4 separate regions of the Homo sapiens genome follow, and regions 1, 2 and 3 are each linked to region 4. A link is a contact called in ENCODE Hi-C data. All regions are on one chromosome and are shown on one strand. Each heading gives the region's core, a stretch centred on a gene start or an enhancer-like site at or near the end of the contact. The rest is flanking DNA. Distances are from core to core; before and after follow the strand shown.

Region 1 (2,700 bases), core at 109-2,608, 3.2 Mb after region 4:
CATTCTTCTAGAGTGTGTAGCCTGCCTGGAAGTGTGTGTGCATAGAGGAGGGGCGGGGTTGGGGGAAAGATAGGAGTTGGAAGGGGGGGGGGTGTACAACAGCCAGTAGCTACAGCCGTAAGAAATAATCACATTTGTTTCTAGAATTCCCCATAGAATAGAAACTCCATCCAATTTTACCATCCCTGCGGAGGTGCAGGCATGTTTATTACAGCGCTATGAGGGATTCATCCACTCCACATTCCCCATTGCCCTAGCCCCCTTTCGCCAACCCCCGTCCCTGCCAAATCAGGCCAATTTCTTTCTTTCCAGTTATTTGCTGAAAGTTCAACTTCTCTTAGAGCCTTCTAATTATGCGTATATCATATAGGCTGATAATTTTTAGTTTAGGCTGAGAAATGCAGCCTAAATCAGTCTGCCACATCAGATTGTGAACGTCTGGATGGTGTGGACCCCCTTCTCCTACTGCTTAAAAGACAATCTTGTTGTAAAACGCTATGGAATCGTTCCTCTCCCCTTAACATCTTTGTGCCCCAGAAGCCCCATCTGTAAATGGGGATAATTTTCCTATATCTTCCCATGGTTACGTAATTTTTAGATCTAACACGTGAGGACCAAACGCTTTACAAGCATAATCTCATTAAATTCTCAATAAGAATATATTATTATGGAGGTTGCATGTGAAAATACTTTGTAATGTAGAAAGAGCCGTCTGGCTGTGAGTTATTATCAGGGGGTTATCTTCCTTACCTGGCTGTTGTGAGGATGAAACGAGACGCCGACCTGAAAGCGTTTTACGTGCTATCAAGCATTTTACAGAAACCACGTGATAGGCTACTAATTACCCACCGTATACCACCTGACCCACCGTGAGGCCTCGGTAAATACTGGTTGGAGTGGACGAGTTTAAGTCTTGCCTGTTCCTTTCAGTCTTCCAATCACAAAGTAATCTCGGCGCCGCCAGGGGCCAAGACACAAATCTGGGAACCTCAGCCTAGATGGAGGAGGGTGCGGGGTCCCGGGAGAGGGGATGAGAACAATAGGGTACTTCAGTGCCCGGGCCCTGTTTAGCGGGTCTTCGGACTCAGGGCCCGAGGGGCGGCCAGCTGGGGTGTCCGGAGAGCTCCCCTCCCCAGGTCTGGGGTGTGCACGGAGAGGCGTCCAGAGCCTGCTCAGCATTCCTCGGGAGAGAGCCAGACCCTGGTCCCCCGGGCCCGTGCGCCCCAGCGCCCCAGCTCCCTTGCTCACGCCACCCCGGCAGCGTCCAAGCCCCGCCCGCCAGCTCAGGTAGGCCGTCCGCGCCAGCCAATTCGCAACAAGTCCGGGCGGGGAAGGCGGTGCTTCCCTGTCCGGAAGTGACGTGCTGCGCTTGGCTGGCTGTGGAGTCGGCCGAAGCTTTCGGCGGCGGCTGAGCCAGCTGAGGGGAAAAATGGCTCGGACTGTGGCGGCTTCGGCGGCTCAGGTTGTGGTAGAGGCGGAGGCTCAGGCAGCTTGAGGTGAGGAGCGGTCGGTGCGGCTGGGGACGATATTCGGGGTCCTGCTCTGCAAGGGTGGAGAGGGGCCCCGGGGTTCCCGGGCTGGAAGGGTCTCTTGTCGCGGCCCCCAGTGCCTTGGGTGCCCGCGTCTGACCCTCCATCCCGTGCTCTTGGCGTTGCCCAGCCCGACTCCCCCCTCCCTCCGGGCCTTGCTTCCACCCAGGCCGTGAGCAAGTGCTGCGCTGGAGGTGCGAGGAGCCCGCGTCCCCACCAGGCCCCTCTTCTCGGGAGCGGAGGTGCGCCAGGGAGTTAGTTTTGTCCCACAGAAGGAGGGCAGGCCCCCCGGCCGCCGGCCCCCCTCCCCCGCCTTGTCCCGCGGGACCGGGCTGGAGCCGCAGTGGCCGGTCCTATTTTCTTGGCAGATTGTTAGTTCTGGCGAGTGTGTGTGTTGTACTTCTCAGTGACGGCCCCTTCTTTCACCTCCTGTCCCATCTCTGGCTCTGGGGGCCAAGGATACTTTTTCTTCTTCCCGGACCCCCCACTCCCACCGCGTTGCCTTTAGCCGCGAATCCACTTGCTTTGGGAACACTATTCTTTCAGTGTGTATTTAGCGCATCATCCTTCTGAGAGAGCGGTCAGATTAAAAAATACTAGCTTAACTCTTCCTGAGTGACGGAGGAATCATAAATAATTGAAGAAAAAGGCACATACTTATTTTCCTCACTGAATTTCTGGCTTTAAAAACGACATTCTCTAGCTGTGGAATTATTTTTTGGGGGAGGAGGGATTGAGGAGGGAAATGAGGAAGGAGAAACTAAGGAAAAAAGTCTGGACATAACGTGGAAGAGAGAGCCTGTTGTAGTTCTTTTCCTATACTGGCCCGATAGAAATTGAGGTTATAATTATATTCTTATTTTGAACAGTGGGGGTTTGAATTAAGTGAAACGAAGGAGGCCTGCCTCTTTGAACAAGATTAGTTATTAAAGAATGTCCTGAAATCTTTCCTGGTGGGTTTCAGGCAGAAAAGCTCTGTTGGGAAAATTTTTAAATCTATTGTAGCATCAAAGGCCACAGCATATAAGAGATGCAAGAAGAAGAAAGCTGTTTGTAGGGGAACGGTGAAGACATAGTAGAAAGAGGGAAGGCTGCACAGAAGTCCAGGAACTAATTCCAGGAGAGACTTTGTACCTTTGCCTCCTTGGCTTGTGGTTCAAGTCTCCACAAG
Region 2 (2,700 bases), core at 201-2,700, 3.1 Mb after region 4:
AAAAAAAAAAAAAAAAAAGATGGGTAAAATTTGGATAGAGAAGAGCATGAGTAAACACACGGAGACAGAAATAAATTTTTGCCTCCTTTAAGTTTCTAAAATTGTCTAGTTAAAAAAAAAATTTGACCCCCTACTACAAAGGTAGATGAGATCATGGAAAGCTTGAAGACCACGATGAGAAATAGAAGTTTCCATGTTCATCCTAATTAGGAGAGTGACATTATTTGAGATTTCATTTCTAATTCTAAATTTCCAGAATTTTAATTTTTGACCCTATTAGCTGAAGAAGATTTGTTGAAATATTTGTTCAACATTTGTTGAACTTATTCAAGTTTCAAAAAACAAAAACATTCCTTAAAGCATCTATCTCATCAATTCTTTAACTTTCCCATAGGGAAAGTCCACAATCTCCCTCAAACAAAATTCACTATCAGAAATATTTGCATTTAACCTCCCCTATTTTTAAACCAAGGTAATATCTTTTAGTGTTCATATTCGTCCACGGATTTAACAGAGCCTTAGTAGCAGGCTTAAATGGTAGCACTAGCTTATTCAATTGCATAAAATGTACATTATTCAATTTAGAAGTTTAGCAGACATAGAATTTCAAGAGGTTCTGTCTCTCAAAAATCATAATGGTTCCCGTTCATTCTCATTCCCTCATATTCTCTCTCTCTCTCTCCTTCTTTCCCTCCCTCTCCCAGCCATTTGATACTGTAAAATAACTGTCATCTAAGACCGTTGCAAACACCAACCACAATAACCATATTTGCTCACTGAGTTGCCACTTAGCAGGTGCAACAAGGAAATACTGTTTCTCATCTCCTAAAACCAAAAGGGTTCATCTCGTACCTAATTTGTCACTTAAGTGAAAAGCATATCACGACTTACACTAACTTTCTCCTAAGTGTCAGAGGTTGCTGGCTTAACCAGACCGGAGAAGAGCAGGATCCCCGGGCCTAGCTTTGCTGAGCGGCACAGGGGAGCATCGCCTGGAATTGGTGGGTGTCCCTCCTCACTAGTGGGCACCCCCTTGCCCATCGACCTGCCCAAACCCGAAGGGACCCCGCCAGGGTCTCGGTTTGGCACCTACCCTCTCCTGCTCCCCGCCAAGAGCCAGCCACCCTCCTCGACCCCGAAGAAAGCTCGGGTGCCCAGCTGCGAGTGGAGCAGAGGGAACCCAGCGCCTCCGGCTCGCGCTGGGAGCCCCCTCCCCGCCGGTGCCCCGCCCACAGCACGGCCCCCACCATCCTCTCTGCTCTGGCAAGGCAGGCGAAGACCGGAGCCTTATCTCCGGACTCCCCCACCCCTAATCTCCCGCCGCGCTGCTCCGCACCTACCGCGCGGCCACCGGCCTTACCTGGCCGGGTCTCGGCGAGCGAGGCTGCGCCTGGTGCTTGCGTCCAGCGCACAAACCTGTCCTCCAGCCCCCGGCCCACCGCTCCGCTCTGCCCCTCCTCCCGCCGCGCGCGCCCGCCTCCTGGCTGCCATGGCGACAGTTCCCACACTCTGCGGCCGCTGATTGGTCCGGTTCGCGATTGCTGACGACGCCGATTGGCGGGAGCAGGGACAAGGCCGCGCCGGGGAGCCTGGAGGCGGGCGGTGAGGAGGGCCGAAGCTGTGGAGCCTGGTGGGAGGCTGAGCCAGGAGGGACGTGGCGCTCTGAGATGCGGGCTCAGGAGGCCGCGCCTCTTCCTTCCCTAGCTTACCCGGAGAATCCTGTGGAGCAGGACTCGGGCGGGTGAGGTGCCGTCCTGAGACCCGGGCAGAGCCCCAGGGATCGCCTCTCCCTTGGCCTCTGGCCTGCGCCTGCAGCGCCCACGCAGGTCGGAGAATGGCTGTCAGGCCTATTCTCGCCCACAGGCCTCGCTCGGCTCTGACACCCCCGTCCTCCGCCTTGGCGGGAATCTTAACGGCATTTGTAACCGCACCCACCCCCGTTGTGCTGGGCCCTCGGTCACTGTGGTTTAACTGTATTTACCCACCTTCTCTCTTGCCCATTCGCAGACAGCTCTTTCCTCTGCATCCTGCCCCAGAGAACAGACATCTATTCCAAACCCCTCATTTTAAAGATGGGGAAACTGAGGCTCAAAGATGCACATGGGTAGCTTGAGCCTTCCAGAAGCTTTTGGAGCCACAGGCTGTTTACGAAGTTTCATCCTGCCGATTAGTTTTTTTCACCTGAAAAATTGGTATCATATCTACCTTAGGGTTATTCACGAAGATTGAATGAGATAACATTGCCAGGAAAACAGTACAGACTAGGCATGGTGACTCACCCTGTAATGCCAGCACTTTGGGAGGCCAAGGCAGGAGGATGGCTTGAGCTCAAAAATTTGAGACCAATCTGGACAACAGTGAGATCCTATCTCTACAAGAATATTTTTTACTTTTTTATCTTTAACACAATGATGTTTCAGTCTGAAGAAAATACTTAAAAATTTGCCAGGTGCTGTGTCGCACATCTGTAGTCCCAGCTACTCAGGAGGCGGAGGCAGAGGCGGGAGGATCACTTGAGCTCAGAAGGCCGAGGCTGCAGTGAACCATGATCATTGTGCCACAGAGTGAGACCCTGTCTCAAAAAAACAAACAAACAAAAACACACAGTACAGAATCTGCCACATAGTATGTTAGCAATGAAAGCTTCTGTTATCAGGAAGTACTACCAGCCAGATTGCCTCTGTTGCACAACTGGACTCT
Region 3 (2,942 bases), core at 346-2,845, 3.0 Mb after region 4:
GCGGAGACAAGCGCAATTTTGGCTTTCCACTTCACCGCCCACACTTCACTCGGAACTGTCTTATTTTCACATTGCTTATTGCAAATGTATAGAAATACTATTCACTCGTTTTTATTTCCACTTCCCTCTCCCATCGGGCAGCCATTCTAAGGTGTTTAACATGTAATTTTTGTTCTCTTTAAGGCTGTATCTTCTGTTTCTCAAACTGTGGAAATGGTATTGCATTGTATGTCCACTGTTTACTTGGCTCTACGCCTTCAACATCCGTTCACGCTGCTCGGCAAGCAGCAAGGGCGTGGTGTGAAGCTGCCGCCAAGGTCTCCACGGTGAGGTCCACACGCGGCTCTCCTCCACCTGCAGTGACTCGGGGCGCCCAGAGCGCGCCTCCGGGATTCCTACATTCCACCTCCACCACCCGGCACCCAGGAGCGTATTTTGGCCAGCCTAGTAAGGGTCAAGCAGCATCTTGTTGTTTAATTGCCATTCTTCTAGTTAGAAATGAGTTTAAATATCTCTACATACGCGTTTCAGCCTTTTAGTCTCCTGTTTAAGTTAACGCAGAACACGCCCATACGAGTTCCCAAAAAAGCAAGAGAACGTTTGAAGGTCACCACAAGATCAAAACACTCCCCTCCCTCTCTCAGTAAAGACCTAACTTAGCAAAGCCAGGAGGACCCACTGATATGCGGATGAATGATTTTTCCAATTTACCGATTCCCTGATTTTCTTCTCTCCTCCGGCCCCTCGGATGATGCGAGAGAGGCGCCAAATACCGAGGCACCAAACGCGCGACATCCAAGGAAGCACCGTTTCCGCTCTCACAGGTGTCGACCCTGCACAGGGCAGGCCTTCAATGTAAACCTGTTGCATCGGGGACTCCGCTTCTCACAAAGGAGGGACGCTTGAAAATAGAGCCCCCAGGCCGGGCGCGGGGGCTCACGCCTGTAATCCCCGCACTTTGGGAGGCCGAGGCGGCTGGATCACTAGGTCAAGGAGACCATCTTGGCTAACACTGTGAAACCCCGTCTCTACTAAAAGTACAAAAAATTAGCCGGGCATGGTGGCGGGCGCCTGTGGTCCCAGCTACTCGGGAGTCTGAGGCAGGAGAATGGCGTGAACCTGGGAGGCGGAGCTTGCAGTGAGCCGAGATCGCGCCACTTCACTCCAGCCTGGGAGACAGAGCGAGACTCCGTCTCAAAAAAAAAAAAAAAAAAAAAGGAGAAGAAATAGAAAAGAAAATAGAGCTCTCAGCCCCCAGGAAGTTGAGGTCCCCTGGCGGGATGCTAGGGAGCCGACCCGCGAGGACCCTCTGGCGCCAGGAGCCCCCGCCCCAGCCCACCCCAGCCGCCCCCTACCTTCGGTCGTCAGCGCCCACAGCAGAATCAGGAGCGCCGCGCACGTGGAGGCGGCAGCCCTCCACGTCATCGCCGCGGCTGCTGTTGTGTAATTTTTTTCGCCGAGTGGGAGCAGGCGGCCCGGTAGAAACCAAGGGCAGGGGGAGACCTCTGTTGCGTAAAGAGTTGACGGAGACACAGCCGGGATTTCCAGCCGGCGCTTTTGCACATCCCACTTCTTCAGATCCCTTCGGCAACTGCGAAGTCGCCTGGATTTCCCAGGTTCGCACTGCAGGAAGCCAGGCGCGTGACCAGCCCCACCCGCGCCGCACTTTAGCCCGGGGGCGGGCACCGGCCGGGGAATCCTCCCTCGCCTCCGCCCGCGGCACGAGGTTGCGCGGTTACAGCCCCGGTGCCTCTCGCGAGCGGCTCTGCGGTCCAGGACTCGGGGCATCCTCTGGGTTCGCTTAGTAAATTGAGACCGGGATCCAAGTGGCCCGGGGCGCTGCTCTAAGGAAGATGCTGACCGCAGTCGGTGATTGCGAGAGCAGGTGCACGCGTCCAGAGCGACATCTTACCGTTGGCGCGATAAACTTACATTACTTTAAAAACCAAAAACAACAAAAATTTAGCATTAAGTCGAAAGGCAAATTAAATCCCCAGGACAATTCAGTTAAACGCCTGAAGGTGGCCCTTAATTTCCCATTTCTACTAATCAAGAAGTGGCTTGCGACCTCCTGAAGCAAACCCAAATATTCTCATTCGGTGATTAAGTTTTACCACCTCTACACCAGTTTTTAAATCAATTTAACCGCAAAGTTCAGAACCCAAGTGGCACAGTAAATGTGTGTGCATTTATAACGCAGAACCTGCATTCTTTCCCCAGCAACCTGCATTCCATTTGTCTCATTGACCCTACTGCATTTTTCCTTCGCATCATTAAAAAGGATGTAATGTACAGAAAAGCACAGACAGACCTAAACTCCAATGCCAACCATGCCATCTGCTGATTATAAGACAGTGGGTAAGTGACCTCATATCCCCAGCCTGTTCACATGTCTCTAAAACTGAGAGAGTAAAAGCTTCCTTTCCAGGGTTAGAGACACTGTCACTGACTAAGCAAATAGTCACATTCTCACTTATCTGCAGAACAGAGTGCATACAGAAAGAGCTCAGAAGTGAAAGATGCGCAGAGTGCCCACAGTGGCAGCAACTAGCTGAGGGGCCTTCAGATCGCAGCCTTCCGGACCACCGTTATAACAGGTAGAGATATGCAAGGTTAAGTCCAGCTATTGAATTTTTAAAACCTAAATTACACCTCTTCTCAACCTCTGCCTCCTCCAAGGAGCCTTACCTGAGGAGACATCCTTGTCTGGTATTAGTGACATCATTAAATAACATTCCCAATGGAGGTATATGACGACTTCTTATACATGCCCAGAATAGTGATTCACAAAGTTGTGACACATACACATCACCCTGTAGAAATTATCAAATTACTCTTTTGGTAATTTTTACTGTTTTGGTAATTTTTTTGTACCCTTTTTACTCTAAAGGGTAAAACCGGCAGGTTTCTCTATTTATATTTCATTAGAATGAAAAGTCATT
Region 4 (2,993 bases), core at 27-2,526:
AAAAAAACCTTTAACTTAGAGTGAAGGGAATATCCGATTTACAGACACAAGCCTGGGAAGTCAGGCAGGGCAAATTCTTGTAAGTGAATAATCCCACCTTTCACTGCCATAGACCTATCTCACTCTGCAAAGCAGTTTCAGAATCCCTGACAATATTAGTGTGAAGTGCGCAGGTTGACAAAATCAGCAAAGTGGCTGAGAAAATTCTCAAGGTCACCAGGGCTGCCTCTAGAATACAGCTTGTATGACCCTGAAAACAGTGCTCTTCTGTCTCACCAGCCCCCACCCCCATTACAACCCAGACCCAGCTTTATAGGGTTGCAGATGGAGAGAAGGGCTTTGCCCAAGACCACACAATGAGCGGGAGGGAGGCACACCTGGGCTACAATCCAGGAGTCAGACTTCTGGGAGGGACTCTCACAGACCAATCTTGGCCAAGTTTTGATGGCCTCTCACTACCCCCACCACTGGCAGGGCAGTATTCAGCCTTTAGGCATGAAATATGTTCACCTCGCAGAATCCTGGGGGTCCATTTGAGTCCCAGCTGAAATACCCACCACATTTTTATAAGCTTCCTCGTCGAAGGTGAGCTTCCTCCGGCCAATGAGCGTGACTTTGGAAAACAGGCCCTGCTCCAGGATTTCCTTTAAGAGCACTCTGCCGGTTTCTCCGCTGGCGCCCAAAATAAAGACGGATTTATTCTGCATCCTGAAGTCTTCCCGAAGCTTCGACAGGGCTTCTGTTTCGGCCATGCTGGGGAAATAACATCGACAGATGCCGGTCTTAGGGTGTCAGGGGACTGCCAGTCCTTATCCCGAGGAACAAGGGCTGTTTATCTGTTAGGGAGGAGGATATTGTTCTCCGCAGTCCGGGCTCTGGGGAAAGTGCTGAGTCACGTGCGGGGCGCGGCTCCCCGGCCATCGCCCGCACCTGAGCCAGCAGACCCATCGGAAGGGGCCCGAGCTGGAGGGTGCGCCCAGGTGCCACAAGCTGCTGGCATCACTGGGCATACCCCACGGTATCCCCGGCCCGGCCAGGAGACCTGGCCCAGCTCGGTCCCATACGCGGAGGGGTTACCTGGGGCCAGCCCCCGGCCCCGGGTCCTCACGACGCAGCAGGAGCAGGGCGGCCGCCAGAGCAGCCGCCGCCGCCGCGCTCAGCGCCGCAGGCCCGGCCATCAGAGCATCCCACCTTCCCTGGTCGGACCGGGGGGGTTGGAGGCGACGGAGACAGCGCCTACCCGGCTTGGTCTTCCGGGTGGCCTCGCGGCGACGCTGCCTCGCCCCGCCCACAGGGGCGGGACCTGGAGACGAACTCCTGGCACCCTCACAGGCGCGGGGAAGGTGACCCCGAGAGCACGTGCGCGGAGCCGCGACCCTTCCTAAGTTTGGAATCTGCAAGACCCTCTTCCCGCGTTTTCCCTCACCTGCTGGGCTCAGCTCACCCAGGCGCCAGCTAGTAGACTTGCCAGACTTGATCTTCAATGGTCCCCCCAGCTGGAATGTCAATTGTATATTGGCCATCATCTCAAATTCACCAAGTCAAAAACTTAACCCTGCCTACCCAACCACCCCAAACAGGAATAAAACAAACCTATTCCTAGCCTCTCTTGGGTGTCACTGTCCCTACATAAACATACACACACACACGCACACACACACACACCTCCTTCTACCCTGTCAAGTCAGAAATCAGGATTCCTTTGATTCCTTTCTTTTCTAGCCTTTCCACACTACAGACTTATCAAGTCCTGTTATCCCATCTGCCTTACAAATATTTCTCCCATGTAATTCAAGCTCGCATCATATCTCCCCAGAATAAATGGTCTACCTGCCCAGGTCCTGGCCTAATTCATCACCTAGATGGTTGAACCCGGGTGACCTTCCACACCTGTGATTCAGTCTTCCTAGCCCAGATCAGTGGTTTGGGACACAGGTATCTACACTGGGCCTGTCCTGGATCTTGGAAGTCCTGAACAGAGGTTAGAATGACAAGCAGAAATCTGAATAATTTCAGATTGTTCAGGTTTTGTTGGGAACATTGGTCATTTGGGGGCCCCACCTCCCATCTAGAAGCCAATGAAACACATTGCCTCTTCCATCTCCATGGGAGTTATTATATGTAGGCTTTGCCTAGGCTCAGCAAGCCAGAGGCTCACGCATAGGTTTTCAGTTTTGGAGGAGTAATGAAAAGATGCAGTGAAGGCCTGAGATATATGTGGGTTGGTTGGGGCAAGGGTATAGGATTATGGCATCATATGATCCACCAGCCATCTGATGGTCTGATCTTGTCTTAAATTCCTGCCTGTTTTCAGAGACTGTTGTGAATACAGTACTTCCTGTTATTCTTCTGATAAATTCCTGTGCTGTATAAGCTTACCAGATATATTCTGTTGTTTGCAATAAAAAAGCTTGATTAATATAGAGCAGTGTGGTTCATTCCCCACTGGCCTGTCACAGTGCCTGGACTCTTCCCTTTGAGTTCCTAAAGGTTTTCTACAAGAATGCAATGTTAAACCTTGTCAGCAAACACTGTCCTAGTAATTCATTTATCAAATCTGTCACAGAAATTATTCATTGTACCCTGTCTATTCTTCCCCTTTGTTTAAAATTGTGGCATAATTAATATACAATAAAATGTACAGAACCTAAAGGTTCTGTTCCATGATTTTAGGAGATTGTATATACACCTAAATAACCACCACCAAAAACAAGATATAGAGCATGTCTGCCATCCCTGAAAGTGCCTTCATTCCCTTCTTGCAATCTCTCCCCACTCCAGAGGTAATCACTTTCTGGTCACTATCAACATAGATTAGTTTTGCCTGTTGTAGAATTCTATTTAAGAGTACAGCATGTACTCTTTTGTGTCCCAGGTTTTTGGCTTAACACATATTTTAGTATTTATTCTTGTTTGTAGGCCTGCATTATGATTTCTATGGGCCCTAAGCACTTCATGAGCCCCTTCATTTTATGTACACACACTATATAATC

Evidence for each region. A loop is a pair of places that touch in the nucleus more often than their neighbours do. Pooled maps may share reads with other maps.
Region 1: a pooled map shows a loop between it and region 4 (5-fold over the local background). The contact joins the promoter of PIK3C2A here to the promoter of HTATIP2 in region 4. A Hi-C loop is called at or near these places in 5 of 50 pooled maps.
Region 2: a loop to region 4 is called in a pooled map, with 6 times the contacts of the local background. The contact joins the promoter of NUCB2 here to the promoter of HTATIP2 in region 4. A Hi-C loop is called at or near these places in 6 of 50 pooled maps.
Region 3: a pooled map shows a loop between it and region 4 (5-fold over the local background). The contact joins the promoter of NCR3LG1 here to the promoter of HTATIP2 in region 4. A Hi-C loop is called at or near these places in 6 of 50 pooled maps.

The regions. Positions count from the first base shown.
Region 1 is chr11:17,206,644-17,209,343 of GRCh38, reverse strand. It overlaps PIK3C2A (phosphatidylinositol-4-phosphate 3-kinase catalytic subunit type 2 alpha), which reads left to right and starts at 1,358. Exons shown (of 33, transcript NM_002645.4): 1 at 1,358-1,496. RefSeq lists silencers at 1,210-1,289, 1,640-1,899 and enhancers at 1,430-1,539, 1,045-1,567, 1,568-2,091.
Region 2 is chr11:17,275,489-17,278,188 of GRCh38, reverse strand. NUCB2 (nucleobindin 2) reads right to left here and starts at 1,450. Exons shown (of 14, transcript NM_005013.4): 1 at 1,361-1,450. RefSeq lists a silencer at 1,187-1,616 and an enhancer at 1,807-1,896.
Region 3 is chr11:17,350,453-17,353,394 of GRCh38, reverse strand. NCR3LG1 (natural killer cell cytotoxicity receptor 3 ligand 1) reads right to left here and starts at 1,595. Exons shown (of 5, transcript NM_001202439.3): 1 at 1,356-1,595. The coding sequence starts at 1,425. It overlaps LOC105376576 (a long non-coding RNA gene), which reads left to right and starts at 1,529. Exons shown (of 3, transcript XR_931094.3): 1 at 1,529-1,616; 2 at 2,221-2,358; 3 at 2,484-2,582. RefSeq lists enhancers at 180-229, 454-1,055, 1,056-1,657 and a silencer at 1,654-1,773.
Region 4 is chr11:20,361,997-20,364,989 of GRCh38, reverse strand. HTATIP2 (HIV-1 Tat interactive protein 2) reads right to left here and starts at 1,276. Exons shown (of 5, transcript NM_001098522.2): 1 at 558-1,276. The coding sequence starts at 752. RefSeq lists silencers at 927-1,069, 856-1,275.